Regions from separate parts of the Mus musculus genome. Here region 1 is linked to region 2. The links are chromatin loops, found by intact Hi-C in ENCODE. Cell type or tissue: left cerebral cortex. All regions are shown on one strand. Each heading gives the region's core, and the rest is flanking DNA. Links, peaks and the distances in the headings are about the cores only. Region 1 holds the start of Gm24861 (a small nuclear RNA gene). Region 2 overlaps D16Ertd472e (DNA segment, Chr 16, ERATO Doi 472, expressed).

Region 1 (15,333 bases), core at 7,751-10,250, 93 kb after region 2:
GCTGCCAGCTCAGTTACCACCCAGGCCCAGATGCAGGGTTCCGAATTATCCTGCCCCCACATCTATTACTGTCTGTGAATGGTTGGGATGAAGGGGCCAGTGCTGCTGTTTCGAAGACGCAGGATCTCCATGACTCGGGATAGCTGGGAGGAGTCCTGGTGAGGATCCAATATTGATGGTGTCACAGAAGTCACACAAGCCAGAGATCTTGAATCAGACCCATGACTCATTCCAATGAACATAAACATTTGCAAGTGAAGATGTCTGGACAGAGGGATATACAGCGGGGCGCACGCTGACATACTACAGCTTCCATGATGAGCTGTTTCCTATGCTTTTGGTTTTTGGTTGGTTGTTGTGTTTTATTTGTGGTGGAGATTGCAAGGGTGAAGGGCAGATATGAGGGGATCGGGAAATAAGTGGGACTGGGGTGCATGGTGAGAAACTCACAAAGAATCAATAAAAAGTTAAAAAAAACATTAAGTAGAATTATAAATGTATAAAATGACGGCTCTTAAAAGCACACATTAATCTCAATTGAACACATTGCAAGTGTGTGAACATACATTTAATAGAGAAGACAATGAACTAAAATAGTTGATTACCAGCCTCAAGTGCCTCCTTATAAATTTTTAGAAACAAAAAGCTGCTCTAGACCTTGAAATTGGATGGAGTAAAAAGATTTTCTTTCTTTCTTTCTTTCTTTCTTTCTTTCTTTCTTTCTTTCTTTTCTTTTTTTTTCATTTTAGTAACAAATATTTGCAGCCATCTGGTCTCTATTTTCTAGACTGAGGACAAAAAACAATTTCACAAATTTATCTTTGAAATGCCACTTCTTAATATTCGTGGCTGAATAGTACTTTTTCTTATTACATTGAATACACTTAAATTTGCTGTCAAATAGAATTATAACATATTCACAATATTTTATTTTTATAGACATAGTGTTTGAAGATTAGATTATTTTGTTACTCTAAAATAAGAGAAAAGCGAATTATGTTAACTCTTCAGTGACCATAACTCACCATCTGTGAACAATGATCAGTTTACATCAGGATGAACTCTTATTCAGCTTCTGAAACCCAATATAGTTTCCGTTTTCAAGAAACAAATTCTTAACTTCTTACTAGTCCTTTACTGTGTAACAGTTTTCTCTGAATTGGAACATTCCCTGCAGGAAGGAAGGAAGGAGAGCCCCCACCCCGCCCCAGGGCTCATGAAGCTTAGACTACACAGATTTGACAAACCTGAAATGTATGAGAGATAAGAGAGGGCCCTTCCCTAAGATTACGCTAGCCAACTACAGCTGGAGGAGGAGACTCTGCCCCGCTGGGCCAGAGAGGGATTCCTGAACTTGACTACAGATAATTCAGAGTTCCTGGGTTGCTGCTTCTGTGAGTCATCACCTACGTTGGGCGGGGCTTTGATGATGTGACACAGCCTGGTTCTGAGTCATCACTGCTTCTGTAGTAACCCTTCAGGTATGGCCCTGTTAGCCCAGTAAGTCACTGCTTCAGCAAGAGGGACTTTGGTGCAAATGTTACTTTGTTTTTTGTTGTTTCCGTTTTGGGGTTGAGTAGACCAGTGTATAGTGTCTCAGGAGACATCTTATACAATACCTTTACCAACCACATTGAACCTATACCTATTTCTATTTATTGTTTATATATATGATGAAATCAAGGAAGTTTTGAACTGTATTTCACTTCTGTATTTTGAAGCTAAGTTCACACAATAATACCAATCTTCACAGAGCACGCCAGTGTTCTTGTTTGCTGTGACTGGAAGCCTAGCTCTATGAACTCCAGTTCTGTTGCTGCAGAGAGTATGTACGTATCGGGGACAGACAAAAGGTTACAGATCACTCAGCCTCTTCTGGCTTCATGACACTTTCTTTACACATCCTTTAGCTATAGTGACTTGTCTTTATGATAAGAACAGGACAGAAACTGGTCAAGACGGGAAAGGACCCTGTATTGGTCCCGGTTCTCCAGAGGGACAGAAATGATAAAATTAGTCTTTCCCTCCATAAAGAATGGAAACATATTAGAGTGACTTACAGGCTGTGGTCCAGCTAATCCAACAGTGGCTGTCTCCCAGTGGATGTCCAGCAACCTAGTAGTTGTTCTGTTCACAGGGCTGGGTACTTCAGTTGCTCTTCAGTAGATGTCAGAATCCTGAAGAAAGAGGCTCTAATGTCAGTGAAGGAAGGGACTGGCCAGAGTGATGAGGGCAAGCAGGCAAAGAGCAAAAGCTTTCTTCTATGTTCTCTATACAAGCCACAACCGGAAGGTGTGGCCCAGTTTAAAGATGTATCATCCATCCCTCCTCAAAAGATTTGAATAAAAGTAGGTCTGCCACTGTAGGTGATTTAATTACAATTAAATTGCAATCGCAAGAAAACTCTTCCACAGTTGTACCCGATGGCTTGGGTTTTTAGTTATTTCCAGATGGAGTCAAGTTGACAATCAGGAACAGCCACCGCAGGCCCCACAGCTGGAGTTCCTGGAATGACCTTGCTGGAGATCAGGGACTACAGAGAGCAGTTCTGGCTCCTGTCTGCCATCGTCACCTAAGGGGATCTTCTGCCTGGAGGCCATAGTGACTAAGTGACTGAAACAGAGAGGGTGCACTTAGACAATTCATGGTTGAGCAACTGGACTGACCAAATCTTTCCTCATCTCAAGTCTTATCTGACATTCTTCCAGAAGTCCTGAGAGAGAGAGAGAGAGAGAGAGAGAGAGAGAGAGAGCCAGACCCACAGTTTCATGCCTCATCATACTCTTTTTCCTAGGAAATCCTCTTGCTATACAGAGCCAGAATCGAATCACATCTCTCACCTCTCCCTCTCTGCTACATCCACTCTAGCAGTGACAGTCGTGACAGGCCCCCCAAACCTGGGCGCTGTCCTGAGGAGAAAAGTTCACGGAAACTTAGTCTCCTGAAACTGTGGCATCCGGTATAACGAATGCTCCAGTGTCCTTGCTTTAGTGGTAAATAGACCTGTGTGCTTTCTCTTAATATTGCTTTATTATAGGTGCTCCTAAGGATTGATTTTTTTTTGACATATAGCTAAGTTACACTCTAGGCAGTCTTTGATCCGACCCTGGGCATGGATAGCTAAGTCACTGCCCTACACAGAAATTTACCATTATCTAGGAAGAAGGAAGTTTGTGACCTAAGGAGGAACCTTAGTAATAAATAAATCTTAAAAAAAGGAAATCTTTCAATGATGGATTTAAAGTACCCCAATTTGTCATTTGTAGAATCATAGACTTTTTATATTGCTTATTATCATATTATGTTGTTATTTTATTATATGATATATTATAAATATTATATGTATCATTAGTTATTCTTATTTCTAACTTAATGTTTAACCTGTTATTAGACTTACCACTGGCAGTTGTTATTTAATTCATTAAAAATAAATGTAGGGGCTGATGATGTAGCTCAGTGGAAGGGTACATGTTTAGCATGTATTGGGTCTTGAGTTCAATAGTCATCACTTTTAATGTGCAGGAAAGTTAGAGGGACATAGGCAGACAAGGAAGGCGAAAGCAGACTCTTTGAGATAGTCGCTTCTTGTGCTAGGGAAATTTGTGAGGTGAACTGGTGGGAAGACATAGGGGTGTGGCTAAACAACACCATTGGGAAGATGGAGAGGACCCAGGGGCCCTATAAAGACCCAAACCAGCTTTCCTTTAGAGTGTTTCCAGCTTTCAACCTTTCTCATTCCCAAGGGACAAAGCTGTTACTTTCCCTCTCTCCAAGGCTTGGTCTTCTGTCTTTTCTGGACATTCAAATTGCCATTCATCCTTTTCCAGATGTTCAGTTCTTTGTCCATGCCAGGGAACAGGCTTGGTGAACCCCCAGATGGCCATCCACACCCCCATTACACTTTCCTTAGTAATCTGGATGACAAAAGGAGAGGCTCTGTTATGGCAATCTTAATTACTTTTATCAACCATTAGATCACAATCACACACTACAAATGTCTGTATCTATGTATCTCTATGTGGATGGGGGCTACAGAATGGATACAAATGGGTAAAGAGGTTGCAGCAGAGTTGTAACAAGTTTTAGAAGTGAACTGATACAAATACAAGTGGAGTCTGTGTCAGAAATATAATAAACCTGAATAGGCTACAGGGAAGAATTGCTACTGTAGCTTCAGTCTGCTAAGACTCAAGGGTTTGAAGGTGGAACTGTACAGCAGAGTCCAACTGCAGAATTGGAAGAGAAGGCTCTTGTCCAGATGAAGGAATGTGAAGATGGATGGGTAACAGATTCAAGTGGGCAGATGACAGTTGTATACAGCTTTGAAACAGTGGGAATCTAGCTGAGCTGAAGCCCCAAGGACAATTGGAAGTTTTCTGTGTGCTGGTTACTTACACATATGCTAGGTGTCAGATGAAGGGTCCACAGGGGCCATTGCTGGGACAGTGCAAGGTGTCTGTCATTGTACAGCATCCAAGTGAGAGAGTAACACCATTTTCTTGGACTAATGTATCTAATGAATTCTTGGGCTTGGTTTTCTTGATACAACTTAAATCTGCCCCTTTGCCCCTACATACTCAATTCACCCTGATAAACTTATAAGGTCCTACCCTGTCTACAACCAGGAATAATATGTCATTTATCAGTCTCTGCTGCATGGTGTTCACCCAAGTTCCCAGTCGTCCTCCTTGGTGAAAACAGAGTCAACAGTTGCTTGCACAATGGATTTGGAGCAAGGCACAGTCTGAAAGTCACTGTTTCACACAGTACAGACTAGCTTAGAGAAGGACATATGCTGACCTATGAGCCTGACCTCAGCAGCAGACGGTGATGGTGTTCTAGTTGATGTTAACACAATCCGGCAAGCCTGATAAGAACAGGTCTCATCCAATCAGATGAACTCCCACGTCAAACAAAGAGGCCGGGTAACCAGGGCTTCTGTTTGATTGCTTTGAGATGGAGCTTAATCTTTTCCCACCTTCAAATTCTGTCATTGTCAATTCTGTACTGTCAAATAGAAGCCAGGATCCAAGACAGGGTAATTCATAGTTACTAGGGATTTAGTTCTCATAGGTCAGAAGTTTGCGAGATTCAAAATTAAGATGCTGGCATTTTGCAAAGGCTCTCTTACTATGTCCTCACACATAGCAAATGCCAACAGGGAAGGAAGACAAAAGAGGGGTAGATGATGGAGAGAGACTTTCTTCTAAGATAACCCAGTCACATGACAACAGCATCAATTCATCTTTTTAACAGTCTCACTCATTAATTAATATTGTTGCAGTGGCAAATGAAATTCAAATCAAGTTTTGAAGGAAGGAAATATTCAAACAATATCACATGAGAGTAAACACAAGTCCTCTCTGGGTTCTGAGCCTGCTGACCTATTTAACTGTTACACATTTGACCCTTTTGGTTCTTAGATCTCTGGACTTAGATACGAATATTTTTGGATGCCCTGAAATCTTGGAATATAATCTCCAGATGTTCATGAATTAAATGAGAGAGAGAGAGAGAGAGAGAGAGAGAGATCTCCATATGGCTGCTTGTGTTTTTCTTGTGAACTCAGGCTAAGACAATGGGTTATGTCCTTGACTCTCATTTCATATTAGCCATACCACATAGTGTTTCCATGATTTTGTTAGAGACTTTAAATAGACTTTTAGGAACAGTGAGTCCTTGATTAAAGCTATTCATGAAACATAAATAGCAAAAGTCAAAGTTGATTACATATTTGCTAAATCCGTGATTGGATGTACTATTGCACGTGTTAGTTTTGACACAGGTGGAAGAATAGATAGTAAACATCGAAGTATTGATCTTGATTAGGTGGTGTCAAACAAAGAATTACCATATTTAAATGAATTGTAACTATAGCACATAATGTGGCGTGACTTTCATCCCCAAAGACATTCTTTAAGTGACAGATAATGGCTGATTTACCATCTTCAAGAGAATTTGTGGTATTATAAGTCACTGAAGCGAGGCTCTATTTATCATTGCTAAAAGTGAGACTGACAGGTTAAGGCATGCCATCTTTTCTGTAGAGATCAGTATTGTACTCGGGTCAAAACATACATTTAAAGTGGCTTTGAAAAGTGTGGTACAAACCTCATCATATTTCACCAGTGGCCCTTGACGTGACTGGGAAGAAGATCTACCAAGATATAGGTTTTGATGTATTTCTTACTAAGCACCAGGAGGCTATGACTGATTCATGCTAAATTGTCCCTTCAATGTCAGTCTGACTGGGTCCGCGCCACACTGAATCAATAAGATAATGGTAGGAAGTATGCCAAGGCACGAACCAGAGACGAGAGAGCTGTGTTGTCAGGAGTATACATCATTTCCTTCATATCTGGGCAAGATGGTCGTCTCACATAAAAGATGACTGCAAATTCTTACATTTATTGAGACCAGTTTGTAAAAAGCAGGAGTTATCTCTGCTCAAGATACTTCAGCTGAGAAATCAGAGATCACAGACACATTAAATTATCTGAAGTGAAGGAAAACATACCTTTGATGGAGCTGGCATTCTGGATTTGTCATTAATACATCCTACAAATGTTTTAGAAAGTAACTTTCGTGCTCGCTTCGGCAGCACATATACTAAAATTGGAACGATACAGAGAAGATTAGCATGGCCCCTGCGCAAGGATGACATGCGAATTCATGAAGCGTTCCATATTTTTGTACCCCGGAGCTCTTGACTCTAGCTGCATATGTATCAAAAGATGGCCTAGTCGGCCATCACTGGAAAGAGAGGCCCTTTGGACTTGCAAACTTTATATGCCCCAGTACAGGGGAACGCCAGGGCCAAAAAGTGGGAGTGGGTGGGTAGGGGAGTGGGGGAGAGGGTATGGGGGACTTTTGAGATAGCATTAGAAATGTAAATGCGGAAAATACCTAATTAAAAAAATAATAAATAAAAAAAGAAAGTAATTTTCTCTTGATACTTTTCTGGACTGTACTATTCATACTTAAAAGTAAGACATGTGATAATATTGCCCACTTGGTATTGAGCGTGATATTCAGCTCATGAGCTTCAGACCCAAGGCAAAAATTGTTCCTTCAGGCCAGCAAACACAACATCTCTATTACTTCTTGGAGGGGTGTCTCTCACTTTTGCCCACTCCTTAGCTTTTCTTCCAATTCATATGTGAGGGCAGTAAGTGTTTTCTTACCTAAATATAGTGCAGACACAAAGCAAGAGTTCTCATGGGATGCAGAGGTCCTGGAACACCAGCAAGTGGCAGGTGGCACTTTGGAGAACAATGGTGATAACTGCTTCAGCAAGACAGTGTCTAAGAGTGGACATTAATTAGAACACTGTGCATGCCCAAGATCAGACAGAGGAACTGCTCTGCTAGGAGCAGATGATCTCGCTAACATACCATAAAACAGTAAGTGTGTTTTTTAACTGAAAGAATAGAGAAAATGGATAGAAGTGAAGGCAGATAAAACATCCTACACCAAATCCTAATTAAGTGTGGTTTTTATCTTCTGTGTCTGAGTATTTTCATCACAGAAGTATTGAGGAAAATATTGAGTTAATATTAGAATGGCTCACTGTGCCACGTATTGCCTATACTTAGCCTAAAATTATTAACAAACTGTGTGGAGGAATGCGTGAAAATTTTATTTTGTAGGGCAGATACCTTCTGGCTAAATTAATCCATGTATTATCATGAGAGTTTTGAGTTAAAGGATGCCTTACGTGCTATTGTGTGTGGCTAGACAGGGGAGATGCTACATGAAGACTGTATTCTACATCTGAAACCAGATGGTAAACTGTCAACTAACCAGGACCTTTCTTTTGCCAGGCTTGATTGGGTTTAAGGTAAAAGACATATCCATTTTCTCTAGAGACCACAAAAATTTTTCATAAATGGTGCATGACTGAACCTGGTGAGGTGGCTAAGGAGGGACTGACTGATACCTGCCACCAAGTCTGATGACATAAGTTTGATCCCCACAACCCACATGGTAGAGGTAGATAACAGAATCCTGTAAATTGTCCTTTGACCTCTGGACTTGACTCCCCAGGGGGCACAAATGTTCACAGACACACACACACACACACACACACACACACACACAAGAGAATATGTGTGTGTGTTTGTGTGTGTGTGTGTGTGTGAGAGAGAGAGAGAGAGAGACAGAGACAGACAGAGACAGAGAGACAGAGAGAGACACAAACAGAGAGAGAGAGAGAGATAGAAAGACTTTGAAGATTCTGCTGCTGCTTCTCTGAAGAAGCCAGAAAGACACAGAGATGCATCGGGCACAGTGAGGTGGGCAGGCTTTTGTCATGCCAATAAAGGAACAATTGTCAGGTCAAGCATTTGGCTGTGCGAAGTGCTTAGATCATGTGCATCAAATGGAGAAATTATAAGTTAACTGGATATTCAGCTAAAATAAAGCTTGTCATTGAAGCTTTGAAGTAAAATGCTCTATAATAATTTTCATTGAAATTCTATAAAAAGAAATAGGATAGTCATGAATATTCTAGTCTTAAGAAGCAAATATTCCAAGTCTTAAGCTTTAAACATTTATTTATTTATTTATATATTTGCTTATTTGTGAGTGGGTTGCACACTGACACAGAGGGCAACATATAGAAGTCTTTCTACCGTGTGTGTTCTGGGTATTGAACTCAGGCTATGAGGCTTAGTGGAAGCATCTTTAACTGCTGAGACATGTCTCTGCTGCATTCCCCCTCCCCACCCCCAGCTATTTCCCCACACTGTGGCTATCTGGGGCTCTAATATGCTTTTGTGTGTATCAGCAAGTAGCAATCCAGGTTTCCTCATAACTTCTCTCTCTAGTAAGTGCAATGTTCTTCTGAAAAATTTTGCTGCCTTCTAGTGGACACAACTCAAGAACTAAAAATTAAAATCTATCTCACGTTTTAAGAAGTCTAGCACTTGGACATGTTCCCATAATTTCTTTCTACTTTTGGAAATCTGGATGCATTTTCCACATGAGCGAAATTATAGGGAGTAGAATTTCAGATTTCTATAAAATACAGTATTGACTGCATGAAGAGTCTTTAAGTAGACACTGTATGTCACAATGAAAACACCTGGAGAATCAATGTGCCCAGTTGATAATATTCACTGCACACAAATGTGAAAGAGTCAATTACTCACTTACTTTGGCCTTTGTTGAAGAATTCATTTGAGGGATGACTAATTTATTAATTCCAATTAGCAGACTGAAACTCCTTCATTAAATGGGAGGAAATGTCTTCAGTTTTCTCCCATCTCCTTTCCACCACAGAAAACATTAATGAGTGGCACCATTTCTTTTGAACTCTGTCCCTTTATTTGACTCTTAGAAAAAAGCTCTGATGGCTTCGTCTTTATTTGTCACCTCCAGATGCCACCACTGGAGTCTTGATTTAGTCAGTGACCTGTCCAGCTCCTTTCCTGTCCTCACGCCAATAACTCCTAATGACTTAAGTGTCATTTAGTTGTAGGTTGGTATAAAATATAAATGGATAGAGATGTAGCTTCGTGGTGGTAGAGTCCTGTTTTAATTACTTTTCTGATGCTGTGTCAAAAAGCCGTGACCAAGGCAAGAAGCAAGAGTTTATTTGAGTTTGTGCTTCTAGAATGCATGGTGGTAGGTGAGGGACAGCAGCAGGCTGCCTATGCAGAACTCTGAGAGACCAAGTTTTCAAATGCGAACAAGAAGTACAAGGATAAAACTGTGTGTGGAGCTAGGCTCCGACCTCTCAAAGTTCGGCTCACCTTCCTCCGTCAAGTCCCCACCTCCTAAAAGTTCTCACTACCAACTAGGGACTGATGTTTGAAATGCCTGAAACTCAGGGAGGTGATAATTTTTCATCCAAACCACCACACATATTTACTTAACACGACCTGTTTCTCCCCCATCCCTCAGGAAGCAGAAACCTGAGTGTTTAAGACAGGGGATAAAAGCGAGAAATTGACTGAACAGATGAGCCCAGAAGAGAGGTGTCAAATAGGACTTGTGAGAACACCAACCAGTTTGCTCTAGCAGTTTTGGGGACCTGGGCTAGCAGGTACATTCATAGAAGCCCCAAAGGTTGGGGCATCAGGAATACCTGGAGCCATGGCAACGTTCATCCTAGCCTTGTACTACAGAGATGTCAGCCATCCCACAAAAGCCAGATGGGGTAAAGAATTAGAGAGAAAACGCTCCATTTCTGAAGCAGTTCTTAGGGTAAAACACCTATCACACCACGTTTACACAATTCTGCCACTAAGCACGTGGCAAGAAGTGAGGGGGAGAGGGACACTCTTGCTGCCAGCTTTCACGCTTTTTGTTATCCTATTCTGACCATGGCTCTTTGGGCCTCATAGCCCTATATCTCTGGTGCTTTCTGTTGCTCCTGGTCCAGGTTTCAGCCAGCCCACTTCTGCAGTACAAGCATCTTGGCTTTCAGTATCTCGTTTGAGAAGAGTTTCTGTGACTTACAAGTAAAAATAAGTTCCCACGCAGTGTAATAAATATCAATCCGACCTGTCATTTATTTGAAATATAAATTTTCATTTTGTGTTGAACAGCCATGTTATTTCTTTCACTTTCTGATTTTCCATTCGCGTAGATGATGAACAGTAGCTGTTGACATACTTTTGGAGTTATTCTTTCATAAAGAGAGTCTTTTCATAAAGACTCCCTGCTTCATTAGTTTCTATGTTTATCAGAACAGAGATAGCCTAGGTATTTTGTAAGGAGGGAGACGGGGACGGGTTTGCTTTATTATGAAGCATGGAGGTGCGCTAGCAGTCAGTTTATTACTAGGGTTTATAGCCAGGCCACGTTAAGTTTGAGTCCGTGAATTATAAAGTCATGAACATCTATCTTTTTTTCAAAAAAGATTTATTATTTATTATATGTAAGTATACTGTGGCTGTTCTCAGACACACCAGAAGAGTGTTCTTTTTTTTTTCCACCAATAGATTGGCATTTTAATATAACATTGCTTATGGAGCTGTCATAGTAAAAGAACAAGCACGTGTGATATAGTCTAATTCTCTGGGTGCACAGATGACAGAGCACAGCATATTTGTATGCTCACTGGTTTGTGATGTAGAAGAGAAGCATTGAATTAAGCCAAGTCTGAAATTCACTAACAGGCAGTAAGGACCCCCACCCTTTGCTCCATAAAGAAGCATACACATACACTCTCTCTCTTTTAATACCAGTTGCTGGAGGAACATACTTGGAAAGATATTTCATAGTAAAGGGTGGTCATTGCCTCATTTACAAAATATGTAGGGACCCGAGACACAGCAAAAATTCTCTCAGAAAGCGATGAATTGAAAGAGATTTTAAAAAATACATTGCATAAACTAAGTACTGTGTCATTTTCTTGTCTGTGTGACAGAAAGCCTGGCTTAGACACCTTTAAGGAGGAGCAGTGAATGGCTTCTGGTTTCAGCAATCTTACCCCACTGTGGTCTGGAACGGAAGCTCACACTACAGCTTCCAGGAATCAGGGGGGAGCTGCCCTTGATGGCAGTTCTCCTAGGCTTCTCCCACTTATCCATTTATTCTGTCTGGGGTCAGAACTTCTAATTGGCCCTGCCACACCTCCATTGTCTCTGGAATCACCATCCCAGATACCCAGCAATGCCGTTTCCTAGTTTCCTTAGAACTGGAAACAAGTGCCAGGTACCAGCTTGTTGGGGAGTAGCCTGGAAACTTGTGATAGATCTGGTCTCTCAGAGTCACTCTTATGTGCAATTAATTCTATCACGTGGCAGTATGAGTGAGAAATGTCCCCTGTAGTCACAGGCATCTAAATCCCCAAGCCCGTCACCTCAGATGCTGGGCACAGAACTGTAGGATTTGGTGGTTGCGCTCTGCTGGAGATCAGTTTGGCGTAGTTTACTTTTCTTAAAAAATTTTTTTTTATTAGTTATTTTCTTTATTTACATTTCAAGTGTTATTCCCTTTCCTGGTCTCCTCTCTGAAAACCCCTATCTTATCTTCACTCCCCCTGCTTCTATGAGAGTGCTCTGCCACCCACCCACCCACCCACTCTTGCCTCCCTGCCCTGGCATTCCTCTACACTGGGGCACAGAGCCTTCACAGAACCAAGGGCCTCTCCTCCCATTGATGCCCGACAAGGCCATCCTCTGCTACAGCTGGAGCCATGGGGCCCTCCATGTGTACTCTTTTGTTGGTGGTTTAGTCCCTGGGAGCTCTGGGGGAGGTCTGGTTGGTTGATATTGTTGCTCCTCCTATGGGGCTGCAAACCCCTTTTGCTCCTTCAATCCTTTCTCCAACTCCTCCATTGGGGACCCTGTCCTCAGTCCAATAATTGGCTACAAGCATCCACCTCTGCATTTATCAGGCTGTGGCCTGTCTCTCAGGAAACAGCTATATCAGGCTCCTGTCAGCATGCACTTGTTGGTATTCACAATCATGACTGGGTTTGGTAACTGTATATAGGATGGATTCCCAGGTGGGGCAGTCTCTGGATGGCCTTTCCTTCAGTCTCTGCTCCTCACATTGTCTCGGTATCTCCTCCTGTAGGTATTTTGTTCCCCCTTCTAAAAGGACTGAAGTATCCACACTTTGGTCTTCCTTCTTCTTCCTTCTTCATTGCTTAGTCCACTAATTCCTTCCTATGCCCCAGTCTTCCCCTTTGGAGTGGGACTCTTTACTTTGTGACTTCGTATATAGGGTGTAACTTGTTCTTGATTTTATTGGATTGAGGTGGGAAGACTTTCCCTAAATGTGGATGGTACCAGTCAATGGGCTGAGGCCCCAGATTTCATAAAAGGGAGAAAATGAATAGAGACCAATTACTCCTCCACTCTCTGCTTCCTGATTGGGTGCAATGTGAACAAGCTGGCTTCAGCTTCTTGGTCTGTGCTTCCCGATAATGTCTTTCTCACCATGATGGGATTTATCTCTTATATCTTTCCTCCAGCAATGAAAAAGCAACTAATACAGTGTGGATATAGAGGGAGTCTTAACTCTCAGTGGTGTCTCTGAAGTAGCAGAGATTTTTTGTTAAAGCTAAAAGGGTCACCGCCAACTGTGATGGGGCATGGATCTGTAAAACGGAGGGGAAAAGGAGATGCTTAGTGTATTAGGAGACTTGAAGCTGGTCGTGCGTTCCATAAGGAGAATTCATCAGACAACACACTGTGGTGGATTCATCACAGGAAAACTGTGCAGTCAGCTCTGCTTTAAGTGTCACTGCGTGTCACTCTTCATGCGTCTGAATGGCTTGTGTTTCAAAGCTCCCCTGGAGCTATGTCTAATATGACTAACTTCTAGTCAGTGGGGGCATATTAGTCATGTGGCTATGTGTGTGTGTGTGTGTGTGTGTGTGTGTGTGTGTGTGTGTGTGAATTTGTCCATATAGTTGTGAAATACTATGAGTCTTAAATCTTCTATGTGAGCTGGGTCATTGGAGAACAAGAAAGCTGATACAGATGTTATCTGAAGACCATCCTCGGAAGAATTCCATCTTACTTGAGACAATTGGTCTTTTTAGTCTATTAAGGCCTTCGGTTATCTGGCAGAAGCTGACCTTCATTATGGAGGGTGATTAACTTTATCCAAACGCCACCAATTTAAATGTTAGTCTTATCCAAAATCACCATAAAGCTGACACAAGAAGCAAAACATCAAGTGGAGCACTGGGCCGAGGTGATGCATGTCCTTTTGTGGCCAGATGCCTAAACCTCTTGTGTACAGCCTTCCATGACAGGCTCTTGCTGGTGATGGTCAGAGAGGACTGGGCTGTGACTACAAATTTCACAGAGTAGAGAAATCACTAGATCAAAAGCAGTTGAACCAAGCTTCCAAGTGACCTTTGTCTTTCACTGAACTAACTGTGTGGCTTGTCTAAATAATATGTGTGCTGTGTGAAGCATTGGAACAAGGGGTTGTTTACGGTAGTTAGCATGTCCCAACTGCTGCGGTCATGCTGACAGCAATGAGGAGAATGTGCTGACGAGGCAAAGGGTGGAATCAGGAAGACCAGTTGAGAATCTGTAGTGCAAGCCTGGGCAAGGAACGGTATTTTTGGGCTAGGGTGGTACTCTGAGTAGGTTATAAGTGTCTTAATTCATCATAGTGCATGATAGACTTTTACTATACAAAATTATCACAGAACAAACTCAGAGTTTATATATTTTTTAAAAAAGTAAGTTGATTATCTGAATTCAGTTTAGAATAAAAGGAAATATGAATTATGACGTGTTTTTATTTTTCATTCACATTTCGTAACAAAGAGTCTTATATAAGATTTAAATGATCATTCTTAATTAGGATATACAGGCTGGTGCTGGCACAGTAGATGAAAGGCGAAGAGAGACAGGGAAGGACAGAAGGCAGTTCAACATGCTCTGTTTGTGGGTCACTGCCATGTGGCCCTAAAGAGAGTTCATGCCTTAGGATAACCCCATTGGATAGAGGGTTTGAGGGCAAGTTACAGGCTACCTCACTGATGTCTCATATCCCCTGTTGGAGAAAGAGCATTCCACAGGGAATTTGCTCTGTGACTTTCAATGTGGTGGCAGGGGGACTAGACTGCTGCACAGCCTGGAATTACTTGCTGGGGCTCCAATGGCTTCAAAGCAAGCAGCACATGAGTCACACGAGTCACATGAGTCACATGAGGCATGGAATCAGAAGAGACGCTCAGGATGGTCCAACCTGAAACTCACTCATACTAACTCGGGTGAGAAGACTGTTAGGATTATTAATCAAGGTACTTTACAATTATGCATGCTTCTAACAGCAGGTTGCTAGTGTGGTATGTTAAGACTATATTTATGTGGTAAGTTAATACTGTTGTTATTTTGAGAAATCAGAAAGCAATACATCAAGTAGTTATGGTTCTATTGGCATGCAGAGATACTACGACCGAGGTAACTTTTATTAAAGGAAGCTGGCAGGAGAAGAGAGAGGGTGGGAGGGAGAGAGGGAGGGAGGGAGGGAGGGAGGGAGGGAGGGAGGGAGAGAGAGAGAGAGAGAGAGAGAGAGAGAGAGAGAGAGAGAGAGAGCTTTTGAAACCTTAAAGTCCACCCCCAGCAGCTCACCTCCTGTAAGAAGGACACACCTCCTAATCCTTCTCAAAAAGTCCATCAGCTGGGGACCAAGCCTGAAATATATGATGAGCCTTTCTCACTCAAGCCATCACAGGACTTGTAAGCTCTGTGTTAGGAATGAGGAAAGGAAAGTGACTTTTCCCGTTCCTGAGCTTTGAGGCTGTTCTTTTACTAGAGCCATAGTGGGTTCCCATGGAGAGGTAATGTGGTCTTACTTTTGCTTCTCTGGCTGCCCAATTCTGCTTCATAACACTTAGTTTGTACCAAA
Region 2 (15,333 bases), core at 6,898-9,397:
GATACCCCAAAATGTTAGAGATGTCAGAGCCATGGGATGCCTGCCAAGGAAAACCACTATCAGGGAGTAGAACCAGCCAAAGAAAAAGAATTGTGTTGTAGTCAACAAAACAGAAAGGAGTTGGAGATCTGAAGAACACGTTGACATCAGACATAGAGATGCAGAGTTTGGGATTTGCCTAGCTGGTTTTTAGTCTTTTTTTTTTTTTTTTTTTGTCCAGTATTTCCTCATTGATAATGGCATTTAGGAATGATGATGCATATCCTGTGGCGCTTGAGGTATGTGATGAGGCTTTTTGATTTTGATTTTATAGGGGATTACAGTTAAATGATTGGATGAATCTCAGAAGAGACTTTGAACTTTGGATTTTTAAACATTGTTGAAACTGATAAGTCTATGGGGACTTTTGAAGTTGTACTAAATATATTTTGCATTATGCTAATGGTTGGTATGGACCCCATAGACTCATGTGTTTGAACAAGCCATTAGTGCCAGGGAGTGGAATGTGGTGGATTGAATATGCTGGGCCCAGGGAGTTGCACTATTAGGAGGTGTGGCCTTGTTGGAGGAAGTACATCACTGTGGGGGTGGGCTTTGAGAAACTGCCTCCTAGCTGTCTGGAAGATAGTCCTCTTCTGGCTGCAGTTAAATCAAGATGTAGATAGAACTCTCTGCTCCTTCCCTATCACCATGTATGCCTGGAAGCTGCCATGCTTCCTGCTATGAGGATAACAGACTCAACCTCTGACACTGTAAACCAGCCCCAATTAAATGCTGTCCCAATATAAGAGAGTGTGCCTTGGTTATGGTGTCTCTTCACAGCAATGGAAACCCTAAATAAGACAGTGAGTTAATTCATATAACATGGCCTTTCATACAGCAGTTAGTGTCCCTTTTCTTTCCTCTTCTTTTCTTTTCCTTTCTTTTCTTTTTAAATTATTTCTTTTCTTTTCTTTTTTTATATTGGATTTTTTAAAATTTACACTTCAAATGTTATCCCCCTTTCCTGGTTTCCCTCCTTCCCGGAAACACCCTATCACATCCTCTCTCCCGCTGCTTCTCTGAGGGTGTTCTGCCACCCACCTCCCTGCCCTCAATTCCCCTACACTGGGGCATCTATTAAGCCTTCATAAGACCAAGGACCTCTCCTCCCATTTCATACCTAACAAGGCCATCCTCTGCTACATATGCTGCTGCAGCCATGTGTACTCCTTTGTTCATGGCTTAGTCCCTGGGAGTTCTGGGTGTAGTGTCCCTTTTCATTGTGGGTTTTTCGGATCATTAATGGTATAGCCAGAATTTGAAACCTTTTCAACATATGTAAAGAAGTTGGTTTCTCATGATTCTGAGAGTAGATAGATGGACTTTAGATCTGACATCTCTTTGGAGGTAACAATGGTCACAAATATCAGAGACATCACAAATCCAACCAGAACAAAGATGCTCCAGACTCACTGGCTTGTACCATCTCCCAAGGAGCTCCGACTCAGCTTTAAGAAACCTAGAGCTGGTGATCCGAGCACTGAACAGATGGAGGCAGGAAGTTCAGGAGTTTAAGGTAATTCTCACCTATATAGCATGGCTGAGGTCTACACGGAACCCTCTTTCAAATAAGCAAACCAGGCTGGGGAGATGTCTCATTTGGTACACTGCTTGCTATGTGATAATGAAGACTAGATGCAGAAAGGTGAATTCTGGTAGTGTTCCCGTAGTCCCAGCACTGGGGATGCAGAGACAGCAAGATTCCTGGAGCATGCTGGCCATAGATCTCAACTAGCAACTTGGTGAGTTCCAGGCTCAGTGAGGGATTCTGTCTCAAAAATATAACGTGGGGTAGTGAACTGCAAAGATAGCCAGTGTAGACCATGGCCTACATATATAAATGCACACATATGCACATGAGTGATGTGCCCACATACACTCTCTAAACACACAGAAAATAAGCCCATGTACAATCACAACAGAAACCAAAACAAAATAAAAAGCAGAAAGTAAGGTAAGACTTAAGCTCTAGGTATTACTCGTTGGTTTGTTTTGAAGTCAGTTTCCCTGGCTCTCAGTGGAAAGGCATACAGGGGAATCATGTATGTGGGCATTCCCATTATGTGTCATCTATTTAGACAGGTAAGTGTTTACCTCATTATTTTCATTCTAGACACATAGGTTCATTTTAGTTCTCCTTATGGGTTAAGATGCTCAAATTCTGTTATCCTTAATATATTTTCTTCTTGGTCAGCTTCTTCTATCCAATCCATCGTCCTTTGGCTCCCCTGTCTCTTCTGTATATGCTTGCTGGGGCACTGACTTCCTACTGACAGGCCCCACCTCTCTCTGCTGCTGCTCTCCCTCATGGGTACCCTCCTTATCAAAGTCTAGAGTTGGCAGTCTGTGTCAAGGCATCCCAGGTAAGACCTCCTGTTTGCACCAGACCTGACAGCCTTTCACCTCTCCAAGCCTCTGTGGACACCTACCTTACAGTAAAGAGCAGCTCTAGAACTGAATAGGTCCACAAACAAAGACAGAAGTCCCAGGACCATATGGGGGATTTCTTCGGGTATTTTTCTGATACTATCTCTAGTATTTTTACTGTTAGGTTGACAGATCGGAACCCTCAGAGATGGGATCAAACCACAGGTCACTTACAGATGAGAATTCTTGCTCAGCAGAACGGTTTGTTCTCTTTCTGTCCTTTAGCAGTCCAGGAAAGCTAGGAGAGGGTAATTGGATGAAGCCTCCACTTACTTCTAATTGGCATCAGGTTAGTGGTAATGACTAAGAAGAGGGCTACTTACCCTAAGAGTTTCAGATCCTGCTTAATTGTCTACCCGGGCTCCCATTCCAAATTCATTAACAGAAGAGGGTAGAATTTGGCTTCTCTCTGAGTTTGTTTCTTGCACGGCTTGTTTAGCCTTCTCATTGGTTCCAGTACGAAATATAGAAATGTCTGATCTCTTGCAATGAAAATTACTTGCAAAATGAGGGACATAGGCTTTTGTACACACCATTGCACTTTAGTTCTGTTATAGGAATCTCAAACATATCATACACAAATCTCCAAATATCCAACTAGTAGCTATATCTCCCCTACTTTGAAAAACCAGTTAGAATCAACAGGCTAACCACCCCATCGTCAGGTAACAGCTACAGATGGTTACACGGGTTGAAATTCCACAGTAATGGATTTTTCTGGCAATGGAGTTTTGAGGTAAGGAGGATAGATCTTTACTCTATTCTCCTGTGAAGTCTTCTCAATCTATCCTGATTGTCTGCCATATAAACAATAACATTTAAGATACCTCTTGATTCACTAAAAGGTTTGCCCTGTTAATTCCGTTCCCAGATATCTGTTCTCCCCTGGCTTGTTCTGTGATTCCTCAGAGTATAGAGAAATTTAATGAGAAATGGCTCTCATGGGACAAAAGCAGAAGGGGAAGGGGGAGAGGAGGAGGAGGAGGAGGAGGAGCAGCAGCAGCAGCAGCAGCAGCAGCTGTCTAGGTGTCCAGGTGAAGGTGGCATATGCATGAAAGCTATTGGAAAAGAAACCAGGAGATGGAGCGTGTGGGTCATGTCTGTGACTAACAAACTGTAGACTGCATGAGTGTGTTCTAGGCAACTGAGGAATCAGGGCATTGGCGACTTCCCTGCTTCAGGTGTCTCAGCATTGCCTCAGGGGATCTTGGTAGCAGTTGGGGGCCTGCAAGGAGAATCACTGAGGTAGACTTGAAGGAGACTTTGCCCAACTGGTGTGACCAATTTCAGATCAATCAGGAGCAATTCTGCTCTCACATATGCTGTGTTACTCTTGAAAGGTTTTGTTTTATGATTATTGTTATTTTTAAACTGCAGTGACTTCATAATAATAATAATAATAATAATAATAATGCTTTTTCAAAACTTTTGATTGGTTCTTTGTGAATTTCCCATCATGCACTCCAATCCCATCCATTTTCCCATCCCTCCATACCTGCCCTCTGCTCTTGCAACCTCCCTGAACACACACACACACACACACACACACACACACACACACAAAATTAAAAAAAAAAATCTCCTCATGGACACTTGGTGTGTCACTGTGTCCCACAGTAGATCCCTTTTCCCAAACAGCTTTACTTCCAAATGTTTATTGCAGTGACTTGTTGGTCTTGTTCAAGGCCTCTGGCTTCTGCTACACCATCAATACTGGATCCTCACCAGGACTCTTCTCGATATCCCTGTTGCTGCCTTGGGTCGTAGAGTTCCTGCAGCTTTGGTTCTGCAGGAATGGCCCCTTCATGTGCTCCAGCAGTCCATAGATGGGGTCAATGATGGGGCAAGCAAACTCAAAACCTCAGATCTGGGCTTGGGAAGTAGCTGACTTGGTCAGCCCAACAGCTCTCTAGTGCCTGCCCATACTACCTGGCTAGCTCTCCCTCTTTGCCCAGGCAAAGAGCAGGATCAGATCTCTTGCCTGTGGCAGCCTGCAAGGGGCATGACCAATTCTCCAACACCCATGCCATTGGGGCTAGTTCTCCTGTACGCACACCACCAGCTCTCTAGTGCTGCTCCAGCAAGGGGAGTGGCCAGCTTACCAGAGTGCTATAGCTGGCAAGGGGTAGGGACAGCTCTCCCACTCTAACGTTCTTAGCGCCAACTCACCCATACCCATGGTACCAGGGCCAGGTCTACCTCCATTCTTAAGTGAGGAATAGGTGGCAGGATGGTGGTGGTGGTGGTATGTGTATGTGTGTGATCTCTCCCACACCTGTACCACTACACAGCCAGAGACAAACAGCTCTCATGACTGTTGCAGGCTTCAAAAAGCAGGGCCAGGTTCTTCAAAGCCCTTGTACATCCACATGGCCCCAAACGGCAGCCTAGAACAGGGACATCTGCATGGCTTTTGAAGGTAACAAGGGCCATGGACATCCACACAGACTCCTGCTGTTCCAAGGCCAGGGAAGCAGACATGGCCCTCATTAGCGGCATGGACTGGGCCATTACCATAGTCTCAGGTGGCGCTGCAGGCTACTCACATTAGGCTGTTCCTCACCACCCTCTTGTCATCTCCAGTTCTGCCTCTCTTCACCGTGCACCAACCATTCTGATTCTCTCTCTCTCCCTCCCTCCCTCTCTCTTCCTCCCTCCCCCCCCCTCATCTCTCCACCACATACTTGGCTCTTCATAGCATTGTCTGTGCCACCTGTGCCCATTTTATTATTTTTAACTAAAGTTCTCTTCTAGAAAAATAAAAATAAAACAAGATCAAATCAATTCTTAGCTCTAGCTCGTGAGACTCTAGAAAACCCTCCTCCATATCTAGTTGCTGGCTATGAGAGTCAGACCCACACGTTGGCTTATTTTGTCTTCTGAGAAGAGATCACTCTGCGACAGGGAATCCTTCCATGCATGGATGAAATGCACTGTAGTTCTGAAGGTTGTGGGTCTACAGCCTCATGGTTTGTTCACACAAGTATGGAGATGAAAAGGAGACAGGAAAAAGGGACCTGCGTTTCTCTAGCTCAGCTGCTCCTCTGCGCATCTGTTTAAATGCGGGAAGCTTTTCAGTCCATGGTGTGCACACACACACACACACACACACACACACACACACACCTCCTCCACCCATTTTTCTGTGTTTGTGTGAAGCAGAATATGGCAGCAACAGTTGACAGAAACTTAGCAGGAGCCCCAGATGTTGCCTTTCCTCGTTTCAGAGCCACCTAATCAGGGCTGAAAGGAACAAAAAAATACTCCCACAGCGAGAGAGCCAGCAAGCAATATAGTTGTTCACCTTGTCAGTCTTGGGGAGCATGAGTGGTCTTCTACCATCCAGGACTGCGTGAGAATCAGTTCAGATGACTCGATCTACATCCCGAGCTTGCATGTAACTCCCTATCCTACTTCATCTTCCTGCTAAGTTTCTCCCAGGCTGCTGCTTCCCATGTCCACTGACAAAAAGCAGCTTCCCAGAGGTGGCGCTGCCCATGTCAAGAGCTGGGCCAATCAACTCTAGAAAGGCCTTCCCAGACATGGCCAGCCTTGTGCTTTACAGAGTTCTCAGTTATCTCGTAATCGAACCATCCAAAGAAACAAGTAAGATTAACTATCATAAACTAAAATGATTCAAGACAAATAAAAATAGCCAATAAGGAAAAGGAAAATCCAAGCAACTGCCTGCCATTATCCTTTCCAGACAGAGCAGTGGATGGTAGATGGCGGAGATGGTATTAGCCCAGAATAAAAGACAATTCTGTGACTCAAACAAAGGATGTTCTTCTAAAGGCGACCGGCTGCCTTTGCATTGCTGAGATGAAAGTGAGTCAGCTTTGAAAGCATGCGCTGTTCATGAATCAGCATCTTGTATAGTCCTGAAAAAAACATTCTTTTTCATTAGTTTTGTCTGACAGAGAAAAGTGTTAGCGTCACAAGGTGTTAAAGCTACAGACATGTTTCTGTCTTTAACTGAAATGCCTTCAAATCATATACAGAGAGTTGCATCTCTGCTTATGAAGCAGGGTAATGTGGCCGTCTTTTGTTTGCTTTCTTGTAAAGGCTCCAGCTTCCTCTTGAATGAAACCACACTTCCTTTGTGGGTGCTCAGCTCTATTCTGCTGTGCATGCAGGGCCTGGGATGGTTTGCCATTTGCACTTTCCTTAAAATTCATCATAGCTGTAGGACACTGGATCCTTAAGGATCACATTCACTCCCACTTTTGACAGGTTAGACAACAATGTTTAAGAGAGTCAGACAGTTGCCCAGTAGTGGCAAAGGAGGCTTAGCGACAAACCTCTGAATGTCAGGTAGCAATCCCTCTCGTGCCCATGGGAATTTCCTTTTCCACCCTTATCATTGTTCAGTTGTCTCCTCTTACCGTACTGTCTGTTCTTTGCTTTGAAGCTACAGATAGACTTTGGGACATATGAACTCCATCTTGGCTATCTTCCATATCCTCTATGCTGACTTTTCTAATAAAGCTACTTCATTCTAGGCAACAGACTTCCCAAATTCCCTCCCAGCGAAGAATCAGCATATAATGATTGGGCCTTCAGGACAGTCTTAGACCCCCTGTATCTGGTATAATCTGAGAGGACAAACAAAACCTGCTTGTGAAACAGAGAGAGAGAGAGACAGACAGAGAGAGAGAGACAGACAGAGAGAGAGAGACAGACAGAGACAGAGACAGAGAGAGACAGAGAGAGAGAGAAGAAGAAGAAGAAGAAGGAGGAGGAGGAGGAGGAGGAGGAAGAGAAGAGGAAGAAGAAGAAGAAGAAGAAGAAGAAGAAGAAGAAGAAGAAGAAGAAAAGAAAGAAGGAAAGAAAGAAAGAAAGAGAAGAATTAAAGAAAAGAAAGAAAGGAGGAAATAAAATAAAATAAAATGGGCAACATGGTTTGGTTGGTAAAGTAGCTTGGTTGGGGGCTGATTTTGTCTACCTAGCCCCCATACAAAATCTAGGGTCTGGTGGCACGAGACTGTAATCTCATACTGAGTAGACTGAGACAGGTAGATCCACATAGCTAACTGTCGAGTCTAGCTAAGCAGTGAGCTCCAGGCTCAGCGAGAGACACTGTCTGCAAAAACAAGGTGAGAAGGAAGACATCGACTGAGGAAAACACCCAAGGCTGACCTTTGGCCTCCATGTGTAGCCCCCCCCCCCTCCCCGCGCCTCATATGCATACACATGAACAAATTCACAAACACATATTCATGAAAAAAAAAAATACCGGCTGGAGAGATGGCTCAGAAGTTAAGAGCAGTTGCTACTCTTGCAGAAGACCCAAATTCTGTTCCCGGCACCCACGTGGTGGCTCACGACTGTCCAGTTCCAAGGGATCCCGTGCTCTATTCTGTTCTCTGTGGGAACTAGTCACAATGTGGTAAACACTCATACACATAAAAATAAATCAATCTGCAAAAAAAGAATAAATTAAAGAAGTCTCATTTTTCCCATATGGCATTTGCAGTAGCTTTAAAAGTTATTATTTTTTAAATCCCACACTTGAAATTTCATCTGTTGCATAAGGGTTTTGTGAATTTTCTTCTTGAGAGACAGATGTATCAAATTTCAGATTTGTTCCAGTGCAGCTCAATTTAATCAGTTTAACTTTACTTAAATTATTAAAAAAAAATACCTTATGTGGTGAGACTCAGAGATCTACCTTACAGACTTGGGTATTTGGACACAGTCTCTCTCCTTGGCACTGTTTGGGGGAAGTTGTGGAACCTTTAGGAGGCAGGAGCATTGTTGGAAGCAGTCCAGCACTGATGGTCAGCTCTTGAATTGATGACCTTCTGGACTTCCAGTTCACACTCTCTCTGCATTGCGTCTGCCAAACGCCACACTCCTTTATTGGGAGATCGAATAATCAGGGTCCTGTGCATGCTAAGTGGAATATTCTGCCACTGACCTACATCTCCAGCATCCTGACCTAATTCTTTGATTGAAAAATTTGAAAGGGAGAACACGTGGATGTCAGATGAAGGCTTCACGTGATCAAGGGGAAGGGCATCGACTTTGGTTCTGCAGTTCTGCAGGCAACAGTGATATGCTAAGGAGCAGGATTGCCACATCCCTTTGGGAGGAGAACTTTTGTGGGAACAAAATAAAGGGGGGCCCAGGGAGAAGTGGGGGAGGATAAGGGGCCCAATGTCCAGCTAGAGTTCCTGTGCTCTGGGCAGGCGGACCCAGGCGTTGGGGGATTGCCGAGACGCTTTCCACACGGCCCCCGTGAGCATTTAAGCCTCTGACCCACACTGTGGGGGGGTGGATAAGGGGCAGCCCCTGACCTGGGGGCCCCAGGGCCACACCCTGTAACCCCGGGGGTATGGGAAAGAGGGATAAGGGAAGAGAGATTCTCAACACTGTCTAGAGTGGTGCAGCGGATCTAAATGGAGCAGAGACTCTCTATGGTTTAAGAGCTTTATTATAGAAATGCAGGGGAAAGAGGGGGGGGGGAGAGAGAGAAGAGAGAAGTGAGAGAAGAGGAGAAGAAAAAAGAGAAAGGGGAGAGAGAAGTGAGAGATAAGGGGACAAAGGAGTAAGAGAGTGAGGTGGGGGCCTAACAGCCCCTTTTTATGGTCTTCACTGTTGCTAGGTAACTGGGGAGGAGTTTAGCCTGAAGGTCAGAAGGTTGGGCCATTGCTTACTTGACTACTGACTATGCATCTCTTGTGGGGGCTGTGGTGGGTGGTAACTTAGGCAGGGGCCAGAGTTCCAGGAGCATGAGGGAAAGCCTACCGTGTCATGAAGGTGAATTATGATCATTGGGGTTCAGACCTCAGCTCGACTGGAGACCAGCCTGCAATTCCCCACAAACTCTGGGATGGTGGTAAGTGTAGGCAGCATCAGTGTCCCCTGGGAATTAAAAATCTCCAGTTTCTCAACTGATTGAGGAAAGCTGAGGATGAGGCCTCAGCTTGACAGAAACTTGAAATTGAGAGAACACCTTTAATCCTAGCACTTGGGAGGCAGAGAGGCAGAGAGGCAGAGAGGCAGAGGCAGAGAGGCAGAGAGGCAGAGGCAGAGAGGCAGAGGGGCAGAGGGGCAGACGGGCAGAGGGGCAGAGGGGCAGAGGGGCAGAGGGGCAGAGGGGCAGAGGGGCAGAGGGGCAGAGGGGCAGAGGGGCAGAGGGGCAGAGGGGCAGAGGGGCAGAGGGGCAGAGGCAGAGAGGCAGAGGCAGAGGCAGAGGCAGAGGCAGAGGCAGAGGCAGAGGCAGAGGCAGAGGCAGGTGGATTTCTGAGTTTGAGGCCAGCCTGGTCTACAGAGTGAGTTCCAGGACAGCCAGAGCTACACAGAGACACCCTGTCTCGAAAATCAAAAAAACCAAAAATAAAAAATAATTTTAAAAAATTTTAAAAATTAAAAAAAAAAAAAAGAGAGAACCACCACCAATTTAGAGGAGAACTGGGAGGCCGAGAAAGTATCAGTTCCCAGAGGCCCCAGATAGTCAGGGAGCTGTAATGGAGAAGCCATGTGGAAATAATGATAGTGCAATGGATACGACTGACTGTCAACTTGACCAGATATGCAATTCCCTGTGTACAACTGTGAGGGTTTACCCAGAGGAGGTTAACAGAGGCAGGAAGACATACCCTACAAGGAGGAGTGTCACCATTCCTTGGGTTTAAGTCCTGGACTTAATCCCTGCCAAATCCCACACTCTTTTACTGGGGCTTGAACCCAGGCTCCTGTGCATGCTAAGCAAGTATTTTGCCACTGCCCTACAGCTCCAGCATCAGGACCTCATTCTTTGATGAAAGGAGAGAGGTAGCCATGTATAGAAGTTCATCATCCCCTGCTTCTTGACGCTTGGTGCAGTGTGACCAGATTCCTTAACCCCCTGCCTCCATGATTTCCTTACCACAGAAGACTGTATCCTCCCAAACTGTGAGGTGCAATAAACCCTTCCTTCCTTGAGTTGTTTTTTAAAAGAAGGGTAGTCTATCACTGCAACAGGAAATGCAGCTAATACCTGTATTACTGAGTCACTGGAAGAGTGGCTCGGGCATTTTGTGGAATACCTACTTACACACTCTTAGGAGACATTCAATCCTGGTTCTGCCTCTGAAGTTTTTCACGTATTCATCCATTCCACAGATGCTCGATGTACTGTGATACTTGCTGATCATTTAACGATGATGGTAGTCATTTAGTACTACCAAGAAGAATACAGGCCTGTCTCGCCGTGACCATTACTGGTTTTCTTGGACCAACCCTTTCATGAACTCAGTACATAGATGCTGAATGCGTTTAGTTATGAATGGATGTGGTGGTTTGGGTCATCTTGACACAAGCTAGTCATGTGGTAAGAGGGAATCCCAGTTGAGAAAATGCCTCTATAAGATTGGCTTGTAGTGTATTCGTAAAGTTAGTGATGGATGAGGGACAGCCCAGACCACTGTGGTGGTGCCATCCCTAGGATGGTGGTCCTGGGTCTTATAAGAAGGCAGACTGAGCAAGAGAGTAAGCAGCCCTCTTCCATGTCCTCTGTATCAGTTCCTGCCCCCAGGTCCCTGCCTTCCATAAGCAATAAAATGTAAGCTAAAGTATAAGATAAGATAAACCCAGTCCTCCCCAAGTTGCTTTTGGTCATACTGTCTTATCACGGAAACAGCAAGCCTAATTAAGACAGTGGCAGGTCTCGAACGCCCCCCTCCTGGTAACCAAGAACGTCTTTAGTGGTCAAAGTGGCATGCACACTACCAGGAGATTTAACTTCTTTAGAAATTCCTGTCACTTTTACTTGACTCAACAAGTAGCCATGTAGTCCTGAGCCACAGTTTACACAAATCCAATGGTCCTTAGCAGTTTACTCTTAGAAAACAATTCCATAAGATTTCTAAGGAGGGGACTGGACCAGAGGCAGGTGTCACACAGCTTCTGTTGCAGGCTGAAGAATTAGTCTTACTAATTGCATTAAGGTGGGAAGAGTTTAAGTTTTGTAAGATCACGTAGAATGCTGGGAAATGAAGCAAGCCAAAAGTAACGAAGTGCTATGTCCAGTCAGATTTATAGCAAGCAATACGGGAGGCCAGTGGCTTATGTCTCATTCTATGCCTAAGGATAATGGATGTTCCTACGGGCAACACTGATGCTCTCTCGGCATGGGAATCCCCTTAGGCAGTAGCACGGCTTCAAAAGCTGCGGCTGGGAAAACCCAGATGCAAAGCAGTCAGGATAGCAAGTATCTAGAGATAAACTTGGTACCCTATGCCACATCCCCCAAATAGCACATCCACAAAATTTTAGTGATATAAAACTGAAACTTCAAGCTGGCAAAAACCTCAGATAGCATTTAGATCAGACTGTAAACATGTAGTCTTTGAACACCTTCTTATTTAGAGTATCATTTACATAAAAAGGGCGTTGCTCTGCCCTCAGGGTCCCTCTTGGTTTTTTTTTTTGTTTGTTTGTTTTTTGTTTTTTGTTTTTGTTTTTATTCACTATGTTTAGAAGTCCTTGCCAGGCTCCAAGACACCTGTAAAGACATCTAGGTTCTAACAGGTCACTGAAGAAATAAGGGAGAACAATTTCAGAGCTAGTTTGAAACGAGGCAGTTCGGACAACCGAGTAAGAACAGAGCTTCTTAGTGAGCTGAGGCTGAGAGAAGTCACGACGAATTTCTTTTAAGTGTGGCTAAACAGTAAAACTTCGCTTGTGGTCTGGTACACTTCCTGGCAACTTTTACAAACTCCACTCTTCATCTCTTTCCTTTCCTGATGTAGTGCTATCACTCAAGAATATTAGGTATTATTAAAGGATTTATTTTTCAGACAGTCTTATGTAGCCGTCTGGCTCCCAACTTGTTAGAAAGCCCAAGGGTGACCTTGAGTTCCTGAGCCTTTAGCCTCCTGAGTGTTAGACCACAGGCATGCACCTCTAAACAGGGTTTAGGGTTAGATTTCTGAGACTTCCCAGGGTGATTCACATTTTCGCAACACATTCAGTGTTTCAATTCTTTGATATTACTTATGGTGTAATCTACTTCTGACCTTTTCCACAACTGTCTGTTTTTCTTAGTTTTAAATTATCACCATATAAGCATCATAAAATGACTTTAAAAGTCACTGATGAAGGACAGGTGGGATGGCTCAGTGGGTAGAGGCAGGTGAACTGACGTCACAAAGCTGTCCCCTGGCCTCCATTGCACACCACAGACAGTGAGATGGTCCTCTTGCAAGTGCTCTTAGCCACGAGCCACCTCTTCACTCCTAATAAAAATTCAATCATGAATGAGAAAAGGCTAATTTAATATTGATTCATTATGCTAACCACAAGGATTTTTGACTAATACACTCTTTCCTTATTTCAAATGTTTTTTAAAAAGCCAACTGAAATATAGGTGTGTTTTATTCATTTTTACAAATTTTTATTTGGTGTATATGAATATTTTGCTTGCTTAGATATCTGCACACCACCTGTGTGTCTGACCCCCATGGAGGACAAAAGAAGGTACTGGATCCGCTGGGAACTGCAGGTTCAGTTATTAGCAGCCCTGGGGACTCTGGGACTTGAACCTGTGTCCTCTGGGAGAACAGTCAGGGCTCTTAACCAGAGCCATCTCTCCAGCCCTCTAAAGTTTTATTCTTAGTAGCTCAACTTGGGGAAAAACAAAAGAAAACAAGCCCCCCCCCCCAAACAAAACAAAACAGTCAAATTCAAATTGTTGAAGCAGCTAACTGGATACAGAGTATTTTAGTTAGGGTTTTACTGCTGTGAACAGACACTATGACCAAGGCAAGTCTTTTTTTTTTAATTTTTTTATTAGATATTTTCTTTATTTACATTTCAAATGCTATCCCAAAAGTTCCCTATACCCTCCCCCTGTCCCGCTCTCCTACCCATCCACTCCCACTTCTTGACCCTGGTGTTCCCCTGTACTGGGGCATATAAAGATTGCAAGACCTAGGGGCCTCTCTTTCCGACTAGGCCATCATGTGCTACATATGCAGCTAGAGACACAAGCTCTGGGGGTACTGGTTAGTTCATATTGTTGTTCCACCTATAGGGTTGCAGACCCCTTCAGCTCCTTGGTTACTTTCTCTAGCTCCTCCATTGGGGGCCCTGTGATCCATCCAATAGCTGACACTGAGCATCCACTTCTGTGTTTACCAGTCACTGGCACATTCAGCAAAATCTTGCTGACGTATGCAATAGTGTCTGCGTTTGGTGGCTGATTATGGGATGGATCCCTGGGGTGGGGTAGTCTCTGGATGGTCCATCCTTTCCTCTTAGCTCCAAACTTTGTCTCTATAACTCCTTCCATGGGTATTTTGTTCCCTATTCTAAGGAGGAATGAAGCATCTACACTTTTGACCAAGGCAAGTCTTATAAAGGACAACATTTAATTGGGGCTGGCTTCCAAGTTCAGAAGTTCAATCCACCATCATCAAGGCAGGAACATGGCAGCATCCAGGCAGGAATGGTGCAGGCAGAGCTGAGAGTTCTACAACTTCATCTGAAGGCTGCTAGTGGAAGACTGGCTTCCAGGTAGCTAGGATCAGGGTCTTAAAGCCCACACCCAGAGACACACCTACTCCAACAAGGCCACACCGCCAAACAGTGCCACTCCCTGGGCCGAGCATATACAATCCATCACACAGCATAAGATTATATAAAAGTTTCAGGGTAGGCAAGCTATATGATTAAAAAGAAGAAAGAAGGAGGAAGAGGAAGGGAGAAGGAGAAAGAAGAGGGAGGAGAGGAAGGAAGGGAGGGAGGGAGGGAGGGAGGGAGGGAGGGAGGGAGGGAGGGAGGGAGGCAGAGAAGCAAGCAGGTAGGTCTGCTCTTTTTACACTGACTGGGGCTGGAAATATGGCTCAGCAGGTAAAGAGGCTTGCTGTGAAGTCTGAGAACCTGAGCTTGATCCTTGAGACCCGCGTGGTAGGAGGACAGAACTGATTCTAGAAGCTTCTGACCTCCACAAGACACATGCGGCCTGGTGTGCCTGCCGCCAGTAAACACAGAAATGTAAGAAAATCAACCGAGGCTCGGAGATAGCTACCAAAATATTTGTTTTATTCTTGTAAAGTTAAAAATAGTAGACAGACTTATCTAGTTACAGTTTCAAAGCAGAATACAAATATATAAATTGCATATAACCCGGACGAAGACAAAATAATCTTTTTGTTTCTTTTGGAGACCAACTTAGCTTTGATCACGGCAGTTTCATTTTCGCTTTCTAAATGGCAGCAACATTGCTGAAAAGAAGTTTTCAAAGCACACATTGAAGTTCAAGGACTGCTGCAGATGCAGCCAGGTTTCGCTGTCGCTGTCACTGTCTCTGTCTCACACACACACACACACACACACACACACACACACACACACATCACTACGAAGCACTTTTTAAAGCCACCTCCTCTGGAGGCAGTAGGGCAGGGGAAAAAAACAAGAAATCAAACCAATCCGATCTTCAAAGCTAAATCCACTACACTTGGTGCACAGTGGCTGGTGCAGCTTTAAATGAGTCTGTCTCCAGGACATCTTTGCTTCTCGTTGGTAACCTTGAAATTGGGGGGAAATTACTGAGAAATTTCAAACTAGTTTGAAATTAAACTACTTTGCTAATTGGAGTTTTCTTCAAACTAAAAATATCAGTGAAAACATTTACAAATTAAATGTCTAAAAATCTTAACTGTCTACACCCACGTGATCGGTTCCTATCAAGGTGGGCACGGCCTGGGGTTGCTCAGGTGAAGGCTGATGTCAGCCGGGGAACCGAAAGGAATTGGGGAAATGAAAGGCAAAGGTCACACACACACTCTTCCTAGACCAGCGTGACTTCCCCTTCCCCAAGGTGTCCGATTATTTCAGCAGATAAACTCTTCTGTACCCCACACCACAAAGCTT

What was found. A loop is a pair of places that touch in the nucleus more often than their neighbours do. Peaks named below come from ENCODE experiments on the same cell type or tissue, not always from the same donor. Only the 100,000 strongest peaks of a DNase experiment are listed, where the experiment ranks them.
Region 1: it touches region 2 in a loop (2.8-fold over the local background); 4 of 42 quality-filtered maps call a loop at or near these places.

Annotation. Positions count from the first base shown.
Region 1 is chr16:78,618,162-78,633,494 of GRCm38, forward strand. It overlaps Gm24861 (a small nuclear RNA gene), which reads left to right and starts at 6,586; the gene lies at 6,586-6,692. In left cerebral cortex, for the core only: a CTCF peak has its summit at 8,876 (motif pointing left); a DNase peak (open chromatin) is centred at 8,837.
Region 2 is chr16:78,525,860-78,541,192 of GRCm38, forward strand. D16Ertd472e (DNA segment, Chr 16, ERATO Doi 472, expressed) reads right to left here. Exons shown (of 5, transcript NM_001252439.1): 5 at 14,477-15,333. Among named protein-coding and RNA genes, the nearest start is that of 4930478L05Rik, 27 kb to the right of the region's middle. In left cerebral cortex, for the core only: no CTCF peak of the experiment used is centred there; a DNase peak (open chromatin) is centred at 8,272.